2 separate regions of the Homo sapiens genome follow, and region 1 is linked to region 2. Evidence: read pairs that join two places in POLR2A ChIA-PET (ENCODE). Cell type or tissue: Panc1. All regions are shown on one strand. Links, peaks and the distances in the headings refer to the core of each region. The heading gives the core; the rest is flanking DNA.

Evidence for each region. Peaks named below come from ENCODE experiments on the same cell type or tissue, not always from the same donor. Only the 100,000 strongest peaks of a DNase experiment are listed, where the experiment ranks them.
Region 1: POLR2A ChIA-PET joins it to region 2 with 7 read pairs; 3 of 35 experiments call an interaction of 5 or more read pairs at or near these places.

The regions. Positions count from the first base shown.
Region 1 is chr2:232,341,825-232,347,196 of GRCh38, reverse strand. It overlaps a transcript of DIS3L2 not described here and the pseudogene NRBF2P6. Among named protein-coding and RNA genes, the nearest start is that of ALPP, 34 kb to the left of the region's middle. RefSeq lists an enhancer at 3,847-4,356. In Panc1, for the core only: no CTCF peak of the experiment used is centred there; no DNase peak of the experiment used is centred there.
Region 2 is chr2:232,418,439-232,423,810 of GRCh38, reverse strand. It overlaps the pseudogene ECEL1P1. Among named protein-coding and RNA genes, the nearest start is that of ALPG, 14 kb to the right of the region's middle. RefSeq lists enhancers at 1-152, 153-920, 3,183-3,966, 4,750-5,372. In Panc1, for the core only: no CTCF peak of the experiment used is centred there; no DNase peak of the experiment used is centred there; H3K4me3 peaks cover 2,039 bases; H3K27ac peaks cover 1,398 bases; H3K27me3 peaks cover 148 bases.

The DNA.
Region 1 (5,372 bases), core at 279-5,278, 77 kb after region 2:
TTTTTGATTGTCTTCCAACCCTTCTGATAATGTCAAGGAGAGAATCTCAGTTGGTTCTATGTCTTCACTATCACCCTAACTTTGCCATCCCCCCTTTAACAAGATAAAGCATGCTTTAGACTCAGAGCATCTAAGGAGGCTGTAAGAACATTGCTTTTGGTGTGTGTGGAATACACAGTTGCTTCTGTTTACGGCAAGAGATAGTGGTCTTCCATTTTTCAGTTATAGGTTTCCTAACAGATTTAAGGAAAATCTGAGCTTATGTAGAGAAAAATATTCAGCAAATCATACCACAGGCAGTAATGTGGCTACGGCAAAAAGTTGTCAAGGTGATACGTGACTAGCTGAGTGCTAAGAAGCATGGATTTAAAAGAAGTAAATTAAATAGGCTTTGGATCTGAGCTGAAATTCTCTGTCCACCACTTACTGAGTGTCCTTCAGAACGGAACCTCTCCAAGCCTTAATTCCCTCATCTATGAACGAAAAGAATGATAGTCCTGTCAACCTCAAGAAACAGAGGGAGGCTCTCCAAAACTATGGAGTTTAACTGGGAATAAGCAGCAGCACTGCATGCAGAGCCCCGGCCTTAGTAAACTAGGGGCGCATCGGAGGAGGGGAGGCAAGGGGGGCTTTGAAAGGTGAAAGGAGCAGTGCATGGTCGGTTTTTTGGGGGTGGTGGTGGTGGTGGTGGTGGTGGTGGTGTTTTTCTTGAGTTGCTCTGTTGCCCAGGCTGGAGTGCAGTGGCGCGATCTTGGCTTACTGCAACCTCCATGTCCTGGGTTCAAGTGATTCTCCTGCCTCAGCCTCCTAAGTAGCTGGGATTACAGGCACCCACCACCAAGTCTGGCTACATGGTTATTTTGAAAGGAAGAGAACACTGGTTCCAGGGGCTTATCCCAGGAGTGGACGTCAATTTACGAGTGGACACAGCGTATCAGGCAAGTGTTCTTGTGCAGCCGGCTAGCCGTCCTTGTGACTCACGTAGTGAGCTGCAAAGTCCTGTAAAGTCCTGGCAAAAGGTCTTGTTGCAGGCATCTGTGCCCTTCCCAGAGGCTTCGGAAGGGCTCTGATCATAGGCAGGTGTGCGGGAGGGCCCTCCTTCAGAACCTCCCGGCCGCATGATTTTGTTGTTGCTCTTAGGGTTGGACAGAAGTGGCTCCATTCTGATTCTGACAACTTTCACAGAGCCTGGGTCTCGGGGCTGTTGCGGGGACTTAATTAGTCCAGGGCCTGCTGCAGAGTTAGCAGGGGAGCAGGGGGAAGAGGCGACCCCTGACCTTTATGAACACGAGGCAAGTCCTGAACATCCTTGAAACCTGTTTCCAAGCTGCGGGTCTGCACAGCACACAGTTGGCCAAATGGTAGCGGAAGCAGCTCCTTCCTAGAGCACAAATCTCTAAATTCCTAATTAAGGGCTGTGTAGGCAGGACCTCCCTCTGGGCCATCCCACCTACCAAGGAGGGACATCCAGGCATTCCTCATGCACAGGAGAACTTGGGTCAGGTACCTGGGGTGGGAACAAGAAGGGACTGTCCCACCCCCAAGGCAGGAGACACCCCAACCTCCTCCCTATGGGCTTCCTGGGGAGGCCTCTCAACAGGCCATTCAGCCCCCTCAGCAGCACGAGCAGGGCACTGGGGCCTCAGCCTGTGGGAAATTGGGGGCACAGGAACGGGCTCAGTGGAGGGGGCGCTCAGCCAGGCGCCCCGGGCCCCAAGTGGGCTGATCCTTCACCATCGCTGAGGTGGCAGGGGCCAGGCCTCCCCTTGGCCCAAGGATGGTGGCACAGGCAGGGGCACCTGGTAGGTGGGTGGTTCAGCCAAGTCCTAGCTCCTGGTTGTCCTTTGAGAGTGCGGGACGAAAGACTAAATTCTGCCCTGAATGGTGCTTTGGGCATCTATATGGATGCATGGAAAGGAAAGCTTATGAAGTCAAGGATGCTGTAACTGTATTCAGTGGTTTAACCTTGATCTTGTATCATAAGAACCAGGAGAACAATTGTATTCCAACAGCACCCTGGTGGGTTGAAAACCTGTTAAGCTGAATACACTAATGGAGAGTTTCTCTTTCCTGTTCTATTTTGCACTTCAATTTCTGGTGCTTTTTAAATTATTTGGCTAACTAATTTCCAAAACCAAGCAATACACAATTTGTGAATGTTAAAGAACACAACTCAGTTCATGATCCTCGTTGAGTAAAACAACTTTCTGAAGTAAAATAAATTATTTAAATGGATGTTTCTCCTAAAATGACTTTTTAAATATTAAAAAAAAATGCCACTGAACTGTAAAAACCCTTAAAAAGAGAGAAGGTTCAAAGAGATGATCTTACAATAAGGGTTTAAATTCAGAACCTAAACTCAGGCATGTGCAAATTGAAGCTCATCATTCCAAGAATCATCTCTCTTCTCCAGAACCTTCTTGAATGTGAAAACCATCGCATCCTGTTACCTCCACCAGGGCTCAGATCTTTTTTTTTTTTTTTTAAACACAATTACTTTATTGATTTCTTACAATCAAATACTGCCAACTAGAATTCCTTCCACTCACGGATCACTAAAAACAAAGAAGACTTCCTTGGTACTTTCAAATGATGCCTTATACAATAAAGTTAGAACTTAAAATGCACCCTCATTAATTATGTAAACTGGTAATTTGTGTTAAAAAGCATAACTAATAATTTGGTTTCTTTCTTCATAACACGGAAATTTAAATATTTCTCCTGATGGTCTTGAGGTTATCACCGTTATGAGTAGTGCACAGTGCGGCACATATGGTTTCATCTGGAAAGGTGTGTCTCACACCTTATACAAAACGCCAGTAACAAAATGCATACATACGTCAACGCCTGAGACAAAGCATGTTTCAAATACGAAGCAGCCCCTCAGGCTGCCATAATATTTAGGTTTTGCATGATCACTTATGACATAACAGATTAATTATACATAACATACTTTTATACATTTTAACCCTGAAGATAAGAAAAATAATTGTTGCTTGAAAAAATTCTTTCAGGCAGCCATTTGGTTGGTGTCAAGAGAAACTGACCCTCCACGAGTTTAGTGTCTGCCAGGTCGGCATCATCAGCTCAAGTCAGTGAATCAGGTATGTGACACGCTTCACAGCGACTGTTCCCCACATCCTGGCAATGCGTCTTCTCCTACAGTACACCAGATGACGAGGCATTTCCAGGATTACCCTTGCCTGTGGCTTTCCCTTTTCATTTTTTGTTGCTGGATTAACTGTATGACTTAGTATTATTTCCTCTTCTCCCTTCTTCTATGGCCTTCCATTTTAGTTACTCATAAATCCTTTCAGAATATCCTCAGAAAGCTCCATAAAGGGAAGCTCTGGAGATGGAAAATCTGAGGGAAAAGATTGGGTATTGGAATGTACTTGGCTTTCCTGGCATCTGCTGCAAACCTCTGCAAGGCTGAAGAGGGTATAGCAGTTTCTGAATGCAGAGGCGAGCTCCGTAACTCTGACTTTTCCACAAAATCAGCACCCACATCCAGCTCCTTTTCTACTGGACCTTTTAGAAGTCTGGCCTTTTCAGCCTTTACCTGTTTACTTTCTTTCCATAATCTTTCCTTCTCCGCCACAAGGAATTCCACATGCTTCTTCAAATCTGCAACTGGGTTGTCTGCTCCTCTACTCTTATCGTGTTTTGGGGCTTTGCTTCCAATACACGGCTCTGTTGCTGAAGGAAAAACAGTCGTGTGTCTGGATCCCTGTCACATATGCCCCGAGTCTCAGGCAGGCGTTCCTCTGTGGAGGGCTGTGCTTCTGCATCTTCAGCAGAGGGGCTGTGAGAGGCCTGAAGATGGGCAGCCCCATCCTTGTCTGCGTTCTGCTGGGCCCTTTTCCGTGTCTCCTGGATGAGGAGGCGCGGTTTCATGTGGCTAGGCCTTTGCAATTCCAGTGAAAGGTGAGCCTACTCAGCCTGCGTCAGCTCCATAGCTTCAGAAAGATACAGCATGGCCTTTTTGTGACAGGAAATAGCCTCTTCATATTTGCCTGCAGCTAGTCAACAGTCTGCTTTGATGATGAGCCAGGTTGAGGGGGCCTTCAGTTACTTCCAGAAGACCCCAGGGTAGGCGGCAGTGCCGGGGAACATGGAGGGGACAGCAGAGCAGTGTGATGCAGCTGTGGACACAGCAGCCCCTCTCAAATCTTTAACCTGCCTCAGCCCTCCCAGCCCCCCCACTCTGACTCCTATCAGCCCTTGAAATCTGTGATTTCGACCCATGAACACCTCTTTGATCTGTGCCCAGCAAGGGCTGGGGCACACTCTTCTGCAGAAAAGACCCATCGACCGTGCAGCCCTTCCCCAGGTGGCACAGCTGCTCCTGGCTCACGGAGCTGCCCAGGGACTGGCCCCTCACCCTGGGCTCCCAGGGGCCCCAGCCCAGCCTGGGCTCACACATGAGCCTAGAGGTTCTATGGAGGCAATGAGGATTTGTCACTGCCATGACTGCTACTTGAGGCTTTAAGTAGAAGACCATACGCAGCCTTCTAAACGAGTGGGAACCTGAGGTTGCGTGTCAGTAGGAATTTTATCTGTTGCTAGAATAGTGGACTCTTTCATACACCCTATGCTGAATGTACAAGAAGCCTTGGAATCCAATTGTGGATCATTCCTGTGCTATTAGCATGAATACATTTTTTTCAACTTCAGTTTTTACTTTTGTCCAAGTTATATGTGAATGTAGTTTAAAGTATCAAACAGATCTACAAGGTTTGTTAAAACAAACAGCAGTTCCGTCTCCCTCCTTGCATTTTCCCATCTCTGAGGCAACCACTTTCCTCTCTCTTGGTGTTTTACTATTTACCACTGTTGCTAAATAAGATACTTCTTCATGTCTGAATTTGAAGCTATGTGTATATATGTATATATGTGTATATATGCATATATGTGTATATATGTATATGTGTATGTGTGTATGTGTATATATGTGTATGTGTATATATGTATGTGTATATATGTGTATATATGTATGTGTATATATGTATACGTGTATATATGTGTATGTGTATATGTATATGTGTATATATGTATATGTGTATATATATATGCTACACACACACACACACACACACAGCCTACTGATGTTCTATTATCTATCGTTGTGTGACAAACTACCCCCAACAACCTTAAAAAACAATCATCTATCGTCTATATTTTGATCACAAAACTGCCATCTGGGCAGGGCTGATGGGACTGCCTGTGTGTACTGAGGCCTCAGCGGGCCTGGCTTGCAGGTTGGGGGTCTGCGTGGCTGCCCAACTGGTGCTGGCTGTGGGCTGAGAGTGGGCCCCTCCATAAGGGCTTCTCCAGAGCTGCTTGGGCTTCCTTACAGAAGGGCAGGTAGG
Region 2 (5,372 bases), core at 316-5,315:
CCCTTAGTATTTATTGATCATTATTGGGTGTTTCTTGGAGAGGGGGATGTGGCAGGGTCATAGGATAATAGTGGAGAGAAGGTCAGCAGGTAAACACGTGAACAAAGGTCTCTGCATCATAAACAAGGTAAAGAATTAAGTGCTGTGCTTTTGTTGTGCATATACATAAACATCTCAATGCCTTAAGGAGCAGTATTGCTGCCAGCATGTCCCACCTACAGCCCTAAGGCGGTTTTCCCCTATCTCAGTAGATGGATATACAATCGGCTTTACACTGAGACATTCCATCGCCCAGGGACGAGCAGGAGACAGAAGCCTTCCTCTTACCTCAACTGCAAAGAGGCGTTCCTTCCTCTTTTACTAATCCTCCTCAGCACAGACCCTTTACAGGTGTCGGGCTGGGGGACGGTCAGGTCTTTCCCTTCCCATGAGGCCATATTTCAGACTATCACATGGGGAGAAACCTTGGACAATACCTGGCTTTCCTAGGCAGTGGTCCCTGCAGTCTTCCGCATGTGTCTCTGGGTACTTGAGATTAGGGAGTGGCTTGAGATTAGGGAGTGGTGATGACTCTTAACAAGCATGCTGCCTTCAAGCATTTGTTTAACAAAGCACATCCTGCACAGCCCTTAATCCATTTAACCCTGAGGTGACACAGCACGTGTTTCAGGGAGCACAGGGTTGGGGGTAGGGTTACAGATTAACAGCATCTCAAGGCAGAAGAATTTTTCTTAGTACAGAACAAAATGGAGTCTCCTATGGCTACTTCTTTCTACGCAGACACAGTAACAATCTGATCTCTCTTTCTTTTCCCCACAAGAACAGAAAAGCAACTCCTGGAAAGGCAGTCTGCAGAGGGCTCAGTCAATGCAGTGTTAGATTCCAGGAGACACTGATTCATCCAAGATGAGTTCACTTCAGTCCCACTTCTGACACCACTATGTGACATTGCATAACAGATACAGGAAGACCCTAAAATAAAATGAACTTTCTTTGGAAATAGGTACTGCAATGGGAATAAGCAGGCCAGAGGAAACTATGTGTGAATTTAGAAAGGTGAAGGAAGACAAAGGTTTTTAAAGAAAAAAGGAGGAGGATCACAGGATTGTTTTGAGATATTCATCCTTGGCTACAAGGATCAAGGATATGAGTGGCACCAGTTTGAGGATGGACAGGCAGGTGCTGGGCAGATGTCCTTGCAGAAGTATTTTTTGGTGAAAGGTTGTGAAGGCCATTATGCAAGCTGGTTGTTTGCAGTCTTCTGTGATAGTTCTTGATATCAGGTTTTGTGCATGATAAATCCCCTTCATGTTCCTGGCTTTACTTCTCAGGATTTTTAACAAAAGGAACTCTGTTTTGATTCTGACGAGGTGCATAGGCTGGATGACTGGGATCTGTCGTTAGTCAGGGGGTAGGCAGCGAGTCAGATTCTGAAGCCCTCACGGTCTGTGCCTGGTCTGTGCCCGGCACCCCCTCGGGCCTTCTCTCTCCAAGGCAGCTCTGGCTACTCTACCCACCCGCTCACCCTCACATCAGGTATCCAGCTGCGTCACTCAGGGCTTCACTGGGTGTCGCTGGGCACTGCTGTGGTCTGCCATGCTCTTGCATATGAGTCATGGGGTCACCTGGGCAATCAGGGTGTATTAGTCCGTTCTCACCCTCCTATGAAGAAATACCTGAGACTGGGTAAATTATAAAGAAAAGAGGTTTAATTGACTCACATTTCCTCATAGCTGGGGAGCCCTCAGGAAACTGACAATCATGGTGGAAAGCACCTTCTCGCATGGCGACAGGAGAGAGAATGCGCGCAAACGGGAAATGTCAGACGCTTATAAAACCATCAGATCTGGCGAGACTCACTCATTCGCACAAGAACAGCACGTGCGGAACCAGCCCCATGATTCAATTACCTCCACCTGGTCTCGCCCTTGACACGTGGGGATTATGGGGATTACAATTCGAGGTGAGATTTGGGTGGGAATACAGAGCCAAACCATATCACAGGGGTAGGGGAAGACCCCACAGTGAGGGAACTGGAGCCTGGACCACGGACATCACCCACTCACCCACAGCCTCAGCTTCCCTTTTGGGGAAACTGCAGAGGAGCCAAGGAGCTGGGCCTCAGACCCTTCTTTATTGACAGTCTGTGCAGGGTGACCAGGACTGTGTGGTCAGAGGCTAAACCCACGTCACCTCCTATAGGCAGTGATTGCTGTTCTCTGGGACAACCGCCTATTGGGACCATGGGGGCCACACTCACAGCCCCAGGCCTGCTTCTGGCAGGGCTCTGCGTTGCTCTCCGTGGATCAGAGGCTGGGGGAAGGGGGCGAGACAACCAGAAGCCCAGACACCCCGGGGAGAGCTGATCCCGGACAGGGGTTCCGAGGAGGTAAAGGAAGCTCCCTGGTGAAGGTGAGCTCTGCGCAGGCGCTGTGCGGGCAGCCCAGGCACTCCGTCAGCGCCCTCTCAATCCTTAGGAGGAGTCCTCCCTGGGTGGTGCTCCAGGGCTGTGGGCTGGACCATGACGGCCCCCAGCTGCGTAGCTCCAGCTCCTTTCCAACCGGTTGGTGGGCGGTTCCGAGTGGGGACACGGGATCGGAGGGGACTCCTGCCGGGTGTACCCGCTACCCTCACTAGTCCCGGGATGCGACTGGATCCGGAGTCCCCTACCGCAGCCCGCGCACGACCCTCGGAAGCCTGTCTCCGCGGCCCCCGACCCAGGTCCCCGCTGCCGCCGCGCTGCCAGGTAGCCAGAGGGTCGCAGGAGGAAGGAAGGGAGCGCGGGACGGGCGGAGGAGGGTGGAGCCACCGGCGCGTCCTCTCCCTCGGGCAGGCAGGCAGGCGGGCGGCGGGCTGGGGCGGCGGCAGAGAAGGCAGCGGGAGCGGGGAGACACCGGCCGCTAGCGCCGCTTCGCTCCTGCTCAGGCAGCGGCTTCGGCCCGACCCGCTCCGCCTCTGCCAGGCTCCGGCGCGCACCTGCCGGGTAGGTGGCGCCTGAGTCCCTGCAGCCGCGGCCACTTCCGTCACCTTCGTAGCCGCTGCGCGGAGCCTCCCGGCTTTGTTTGCGTCCATCCGCCGGCTGCGACTCCCAGGCTCGGCTCTGAGGCTCCATGGACTGCGCGCCGCGCCTGCATGGCTCTGGGCTCGCCCGGCCAGCTCGCGCCCCAGCGTGGGTGAAACTTCGCGCAAGTGTGGGTTCTAGGGAGAACCTGTTGAAGCCAGGAGTGGAGCGGAAAGGGGATAGAGACGGACAGGTCTCGGGTTCCCCATCACTGCCGTGCAGGGGGTGGGTTGTGTATCCGCGACCCTGGAGCAATAGTGCGTTCCCCTTGGGAAGGGGCGGGTGGGCCGTCGGGCCACCGAGCAGAAGGAGCCAGCGAGCGGGTTTGAAGTGGTAGATCCCGCAGACTTCCACGAGGACAAAGTTTGGTTCTTTGGCCGTTTTGCGAAGCGTCTGTCTGTGTCCAGCTCGGAGAGCTGAAAGTGCCGCATAGACGCGCCCCTGACCGCACCTCCTCACTCCAGCCTCTGCTCCTTCCCCCACCCCACTTGGCCTTGGCTAGGACAGGTCGTGGACAAGAAAGGCGAAGGGAAGAGAGATGCAATGAAGGCCCCCTACGTGCCAGGCCCCGTGCCCAGCGCCTCCCCCTTCCCATAAGAGGCCTCCCAATCCAGCATCCGACACGTGTGTGCAGGGAGGAGGACAGGGGAGAAGACTCCACTGTGCACGCGGGGATGGTGGCCCCGCCAGACTCTCCTCGTCCCTGGTTTCCGCAGTGAATGAGGCCGGCAGCTGGGGCCTCTGCACCCAGGCCTGCGTCTCTCCTCGCGGTGCCTGGGAGCCCCGTCGGGCTGCTGCGCCTCCTGAGCCTGACTCTGCTCTTCCCGCAGCTTTGGCCCCCCGGGGCCATGCAGAGGCCCACTAGGAGGCCAGCGGCCGCGCGCATCCCATAGCCCAGGTGGCCCAGGGCTGCATCGCGGCGGCCTCGGTGCCATGGAGCCCGGTATTCGCTGACGGCGCACTACGACGCGTTCCAGGAGGTCAAGTACCTAAGCTGCTGTGGCGCGGGGATCGTGCAAGGGCCTTTCTGCCGCCCAGGCTTCTCTCAAGGAGCAGCGCCACCAGGACCTGGGCTGCCGCGCTGGAACCCTGCGTGAGGTGAGCCTGCGGTCGGGGCTGGTGTTCGCCGCTGATCTCTGCGCCATCCTGGCGGCTATGCTGGCGCTCAAGTACCTGGGCCCGGTCGCGGCGGGCGGCGGCGCCTGTCCCGAGAGCTGCCCCGAGGGCAAGGCCTTAGCGCGCGCCGCCGGCCTCCTGGCAGCCAACCTGGACGCCAGCATGGACTCGTACCAGAACTTCTACTTTTTCGTCTGCGGCTGCTGACTGAAGCGCCATGCCACCCCCAACGAAAAGCTCACCTATGGCACCATCGCGGCCTTCGGCGAGCAGAAAGAGGAGCGCCTGAGGCGCCTGCTGGCACGGCCCAGGGATGGGCCCGGCGGCGCGGCCCAGTGCAAGGTGAGCGCCTTTTTCCGTTCGTGCCTCGACATGCGCGAGATAGAGCTACTGAGTCCTCGGCCCATGCTAGAGGTCATGGAGGACTGCGGGGGCTGGGACCTGGGCGGCGCGGCGGAGCGTCCGGGGGTCGCGGGACCTCAACCAGCTGGGACCTCAACCAGCTGCTGTACAAGGTGCAGGGCGTGTACAGTGCCGCCGCGCTCTTCTCTCTCTAGATCAGCCTAGATTACAGGAACTCCTCGCGCTACGTCATCCGCCTGAGTGCGATTCCCGAGCGCCCAGCCAGCGGCCGCAGACCCGGGGCGTGGCCCTGACTAGGGGTCCCTGCGCGTGGGAGGAGGGTGCGCAAGAGGAGAGAAAGGGAAAGCAGGGGAGGGGAGCGCTTGGCGGCAGAGCGCGGGAGGAAGGCGCAAGTAATTTCCCTGGGTTAACTGAAGTGTTCAGCCGAGCCGCGGGAGCCGCAATTTCCCAGCCCTCTGGAAGGCAGTGAGGGCAGGGAGGGAGGGACGCGCCGGCGGGCTGGGCTGACATCTCCGTGAGGGCTGGGGCTGGCGCCAAAGCCAGGAACCCCAAGGGTCAGTGCGGCACTGCGCAAGTGCCCCCGACAGGTAGGGAAAGTGCAGGCTTTCAGGGGTAAGCTGAGACAGTCAGGGATGGGGCTTTGGTCATCTCGTCTGGGTGGAAAGAGGGGCTGGGGTCTGCGTGCTTCTGGGTCTCTACCCATGGATGTCTGGTCGCTCTCTGGGCATTGGGGTGAAAATTCCATCTGTTTGGGGAGTCTGGCATGTGGATCTCTGACCTCTGGCCCCTGTCTCCCTCCCTAGATTGACCAGGATGGGCTCAATCTGCTAGA